Linked DNA regions of Homo sapiens: region 1 is linked to region 2. Evidence: read pairs that join two places in POLR2A ChIA-PET (ENCODE). Cell type or tissue: CD4-positive, alpha-beta T cell. All regions are shown on one strand. Links, peaks and the distances in the headings refer to the core of each region. The heading gives the core; the rest is flanking DNA.

What was found. Peaks named below come from ENCODE experiments on the same cell type or tissue, not always from the same donor. Only the 100,000 strongest peaks of a DNase experiment are listed, where the experiment ranks them.
Region 1: POLR2A ChIA-PET joins it to region 2 with 11 read pairs; 13 of 35 experiments call an interaction of 5 or more read pairs at or near these places.

Annotation. Positions count from the first base shown.
Region 1 is chr1:16,216,133-16,219,034 of GRCh38, reverse strand. It overlaps the pseudogene ANO7L1. Among named protein-coding and RNA genes, the nearest start is that of ARHGEF19, 4.9 kb to the right of the region's middle. RefSeq lists silencers at 1,305-1,404, 1,545-1,654, 2,772-2,821 and an enhancer at 1,997-2,693. In CD4-positive, alpha-beta T cell, for the core only: no CTCF peak of the experiment used is centred there; DNase peaks (open chromatin) are centred at 1,514 and 2,664; H3K4me3 peaks cover 1,686 bases.
Region 2 is chr1:16,161,058-16,163,959 of GRCh38, reverse strand. All of the region lies in intron 2 of EPHA2-AS1 (EPHA2 antisense RNA 1), which reads right to left. Among named protein-coding and RNA genes, the nearest start is that of EPHA2, 6.4 kb to the right of the region's middle. RefSeq lists enhancers at 1-330, 331-858, 859-1,386, 1,232-1,526, 1,465-1,534 and 1 more. In CD4-positive, alpha-beta T cell, for the core only: no CTCF peak of the experiment used is centred there; a DNase peak (open chromatin) is centred at 1,439; H3K4me3 peaks cover 1,093 bases; H3K27ac peaks cover 1,415 bases.

The DNA.
Region 1 (2,902 bases), core at 320-2,819, 55 kb before region 2:
GCTGGGCCTAATCAGGCCATTTGGAGGGCTTTTATAAGAGCAGAGCAGAAAAACCCTTTACTGGGACAGAAGATACGGGCACAAGTCCTAGCCCTGCTTCTTGTAAGCTGCGTGGCTTTGTGTCTCTCTGGGCCTCAGTTTCGTCATCTGTACAATGGAGACAATAATACCTCTCCATGAGAGTTGAGGGGATTATGAGGCGTTCAACAGGAAACAGCTTTGCAAATGGAGGGCTTTCTATTACTATTTTTTTCAGGGGGCAGTGATATTTCAGAGACCAAGAATGACTATGTGGGAAGTGCAGAGTTGAGAGCACTGGACTCGAGTCTAACAGATTGGATTTGAACACTGGCTCCACCACTTACAATTTGGGGAGCCTGGGCCAAATTCTCCAGGTGTGTTTCCTCATCAATACAGTGGAAATCATCATGGTGCCTGCCTCTAAGGGGTGCTGGTGATAGAAGTGGCAGTTCCTAGCACAAGGCCCTGTTATGACCATTATCTGGTTGCCCTGCCTCCAGGAAACGGAAGGCTTGGTGGCAGAAGTGGCAGCTGGCAGGGCAGAGGGACACCCAGATCGGGCAGGAGCTGCAGCACTGGGAGAAGGAAGGACTATGAGCTCATCAAGTGTCAGGGCCTGTTTGATGAATACCCAGGGATGGAGGAGCAGTCGCTCAGCAGCGTGTGCCCTGGGCATGAGTGGGGCCCCTGGGGGCCTGGCACAACAGGGGAGGTGGCCCCGGGCCTGACACTCCCTGCCTGCCAGAGCTGCAGTTTGGGTTCATCACCATCTTTGTGGGAGCCTTCCTGCTGGCACCCCTGTTCACTCTGCTCAACAACCGGGTAGAGATTGGACTGGACGCCCACAAGTTCCTGTGCAAGTACCAGCGACCAATGGCTGGGCGCGGCTGGACATCTGGATCTGACTGCTCCTGCTGGAGGCCATGGTACACCTTGAGGTCACCGTGAATGGGAGTGAGGTAGATGAAGGGAATACAGGGGCAGGGGGCGGGGGAGATGGAGCTCAGAGACTGGGGAAGGGGGTTCAGGAATAGGGAAATACAGGGCTGGAGAAGGAAATCCGGGTCAGAGTTTGGGAAATAGGGGAGAGGAGGCTAGGATCCCGGGCCAAAGGCTCATCCTGCCACGGGAGGGGGTCTGGATCCGAGTTGGGGTGAGTTAGGGGGTTGGGCCCTGAAGGCCCTCTGGCTCTGCAGGCTTTCGTCTCGCCTTCATCTCGGACTTCTGCCGCATATCCCGTAACAGTACGAACACCACACCCAGCTGCACGGATTTGTGAATTTCACGCGGGCACCCGCGCCCCATGCCCACCTGGCCCAGAGCAAACACACTCTGCCCTTCAGGCTGGGGAGGAGGGGCGCGGCGGGAGGGGCGGGGCCCTGAGCTTTGGTGGGCGAGGCCTTCCTGGGAAGGGCGTGGCGCTGAGCCTTGGTTGGCGGGACGCTGAGGCGGGAGGGGCAGGGCTGTCTGGGAAGCACGGCGCTGAGCCTTGGTGAGGGAGGCCGGCCTGGGAGAGGGCGGGTGCTAAGCTTTGGTGGGCGGGGCCTGTCTGGGAGGGGCAGGTGCTGAGGAGGGAGGGGCGGGGCCTAGCTGGGAAGCCGGGAGCCGAAACTGGACGGGTGGGGTGGTGCCTGGCTGGGGTGCAGTGAGCTGATTCTGCCCCGGACAAATGCGCGGAGCCGGCTAGGGTACTGGCTGAACGGGCAGGGCCAGATTCTAGGGAGAAGGAGGGGAGGAAATGCGGGGTTCGGAGTCGAGATCCGAGAGCCTCTCCAGACCCCGCAACCCAGATACAAGGCCTCTCGCGACGTGGGGGTGAACCTCGCCCTCTTCTACTGGAAGCTGCTGGCTGTGCATGTGCATCTGGGTTTCATTATCGCCTTCGAGGTAGGCTCAGCCATCTGTCTTGGACAGACTTGGTTCCAAGTTCAGGCTCTGCCGCCGACCGGCTGGAAATTGGGATATATTATATAATAGGATCTACTTCATAGGGTCGTTATGAAGGTTCGGTGTCAAGCATTTGCACTGTGCCTGGCATGTTGTAGGTGCTCAATGAATTAATATCACAAATAATAATAACATTATCTCTTGGCAAGAGAAAGGAGAAACGAGAGGAAGCACTCTCCCACCAGCTTTGCTCTTTTACAAGCCCTGCCCTGACGTGGTTCCTAGTGTTAAGGGGTTCGAATCATACCTCTATGTCTTTGGGCAAATGGCAACCCCTTTCTGCTTCTGTTTCTTCGCTTGTGGAGTAGAAATTACCCCCAGCTCATAGAGTTGTTGTGAGGATTAAATGAATTCATATCCGGAAAACCTTCAGGTTAGGGTTTGGCTCAGGGTAAGCGCTCCATGAGTTAAGATCGCTAAGGCAATCATTCTCTCTTTTTGGCCCCCTTCTCCCCAGAATGTAGTGTTCTTCTTCCTGTGCCCCAACGACCGGCTCGTGCCCGATGTGCCAGCCCTGGCTACCAAGATAACTGCGCGAGCGCTACCTGGCCAAGCAGGCGGTGGCAGACAACCGGGAGACGCTGTTTCAGTCAGCAAGGCAGGCGGACCCCGGCCCCACCCGCAACATAATGACCATAATGACCACGCCCCTTGGCCTGCCCTCAAGCTTCAGCTCAGCCCTCTCTAGTTCAGCACTCTCTAGCCCCGCCCCCTTATTTGGCCTCATCCATTGGAGGGATTGGCTGGACTCCCTGTAGTTTCCGCCTGTTCCCGCCCATCATTAAGCTCCGCCCCCGCCAAGCCCCCTTTTCTACTTTATCTGCAAGCTGGGGTTGGGGGCTCTGCTCTGGAGTGCCAGCCTGCTCAGCCTGACCAAGCTGTGCTCTATGTCCGCACAAGGGACGCAGGGGCGTCCAGGACGCAGGGGCGAGTG
Region 2 (2,902 bases), core at 91-2,590:
TCTCCACGTTGGTCAGGCTGGTCTCGAACTCCCAACCTCAGGTGATCTGCCTGCTTTGGCCTCCCAAAGTGCTGGGATTACAGACGTGAGCCACCGCACCTGGCCTGAGGCTGCTATTTTAAATACGGTGGTTAGGACATGTGGCAGACATGAGCTGAACTTCAAACAGAGATCTGAAGGAGGCGAGGGAGCCAGCCCTGAAAATTTGGGGGCAGGGGCACAAACTGATCCAGGCAGAGGGGACAGTACGTGTAAGAGCACTGAGGCAGGCCTGGCCTATTTTTCAAAAAAAATTTTTTTTTTGAGATGGAGTTTCGCTCTTGTTGCCCAGGCTGGAGTGCAATGGTGCGATCTCGGCTCACTGGAGTGCAATGGCGCGATCTCAGCTCACTGCAAACTCTGCCTCCCGGGTTCAAGCTATTCTCCTGCCTCAGCCTCCTTGAGTAGCTGGGATTACAGGTGCACGCCACCTCGCCTGGCTAATTATTTTTAGTAGAGACGGGGTTTCACCATGTTGGCCAGACTGGTCTCGAGCTCCTAACTTCAGGTGATCTGCCCCCCTCAGCCTCCCAAAGTGCTGGGATTACAGGCATGAGCCACCGCGCCCAGCTGGCTATTTCTATTACTTCAAATTTACTTATCCCAAAGGTCGTGAGGAAGCACCTTCCATTCAGCTGACAGCCTTTGGGTCTGCAATGGAGGAGCGATGGGCTATCTTTTTCTTTTTTTCTTTCTTCTTTTTTTTTTTTTGGAGATGGAGCTTCGCTCTTGTTATTGCCCAGGCAAGAGTGCAATGACGCTATCTCGGCTCACTGCAACCTCCACCTCCCAGGTTCAAGAGATTCCCCTGCCTCAGCCTCCAGAGTAGCTAGGATTACAGACATGCGCCACCATGCGCGGCTAATTTCGTATTTTCAGTAGAGACGGAGTTTCTCTAGTTTGGTCAAGCTGGTCTCGAACTCCTGACTGCAGGTGATCCGCCCGCCTAGGCCTCCCAAAGTGCTGGGATTACAGGCGTGAGCTCCCGCGCCCGGCCCCCTTTTTCTTTATTTTATTTTTATTTTTTCACACACATCCCGTAGGATGAGATGCTTTTTGATTTTTTAAAAGACACCTAGTTGAAGACTGGCACTCAGAGGCCGGAGAAAAGCCTGTGGTTCCGATGGTTAGGGAAAGGCTTTGGGGGTCGAAGCTGAGTTGGGAGAGAGGAGGATGTGGCCGAATGGGGAAGGCAAGGCCGAGCAGAATGAGGGGCGCCCTCAGGGAGTCGGGGATGTTGGAAGGGGGCTGTAAATACAGGCGGGAGGTGGGCGGAACCCGCCCAAGCTACCGGGTGGCCGCCTCCCCAGTGCGGACCCAGGCTGAGGCCCCGCCCTGCCCGGAGGCTCCGCCCGCATCCAGGCCCCGCGGGCAGGATCTACCAAGAACCCACATCAAAGGCTCCCAGGAAGCGCGAGCGAGCCCCAAAGGAAGTGGCGCAGCCTCTAATCCAGCTCTGGGGGTGGGGGAAGCCCCGCAATTATTGGGGGGCTTCCTCCCGCGCTACCCCCTTTAAAACCCGGGAGCCCACATTTAAGTCTCCCCACCCCCACCTCAAATTGCCTCCTTGTTGGGGGTGAGGCTGTGTTCAGTAAAACTATTATTCAGACGAGTTTCACCCCAAAACCTCACCTGAACAGCTGAACAGTCTCTCTTTGCGGCTGCACCTGGGGAGTGTGTTCTTTTGAAAAAGATGGGGCCCTAGTTACCGCATGTTTGTGCAACACACACGTTTACTGGGCACCACTGTATGCCCGGCACCATGGGGGACGGCAAGATGGAATAAAACCGGGTCTCTGTCCTTCAGGGAGCCCCCTGCCTAAAGAGGAGGGAGTGAGAGCTGGGGTTTGTCCCGGGAGGAATTATTTATTTGGCCTGGGGGAGCCCTGTCTATTCTTCAGAAGTGACTTTTGATTGATTGTAAAGGTAGCAATAGCTAAGATTCAATGCGCATTGACTGTGTGCCCAGCACTGAGCAAAGGGCATTAGATACATGATGATCTCACTGAGTCCCAGCAGCAGCCCTGAAGGGTGGAAACCAGGATTATTGCACCCGCATGGCTCCACCAAGGCCACACAGTGGGTTACATGGAAGAATCCAGGTCTGCTGGACCCAGTGTTCATTCATTCACCAAATCTGTGTTGGGCGCACACTATAGACCAGGCACTCTCCTACCCTTTGGCAATCCGTTCTCCTGTGTTATGTATGCCAAGGCAGGTCTAGTAGGAGCTGCCCAGATGGAAGGGGCATCCAGGGAGAGGGCACAGCTGGGACAAAGGCATGAAAGTCCAGGAAGTGTTCAAAAAAGAGCAGGTCTACTCGGCTCTGGGGTAGACACACTTAACTTTTTAGTTCCACCTCTGCCATGTACCAGCTGTGTAATTTTAGTCATTTCTTCTCTCTGAGCCTCACGTTGTTTCTGCAAAAATGGAGGCAATATTAGCTTTTCCTTCCAGGGCTAGAGAGGATTAAATGAGTTTACAGAGGTGAAGTGGCCTGGCATAGAGCAGGCCTTCAAGAAATGTGGATTGAAATGAACAGAGGGGTCTGGGTGTGGTGGCTCACGCCTGTAATCCCAGCACTTTGGGAGGGTGATGGAGACCATCCTGGCTAACATGCTGAAACCCCGTCTCTACTAAAAATACAAAAATCTGGGCGTGGTGCCGCGTGCCTGTAGTCCCAGCTACTCGGGAGGCTGAGGCAGGAGAATCACTTGAACCCAGGAGGTGGAGGTTGCAGTGAGCCGAGATCGAACCTCTGCACTCCAGCCTGGCAACAGAAGGAGACTCTGTCTAAAAAATAAATAAATAAAAAATAAAAAAAAGAAATGAATGGAGGGGGCTGGGCGTGCTGGCTCACGCC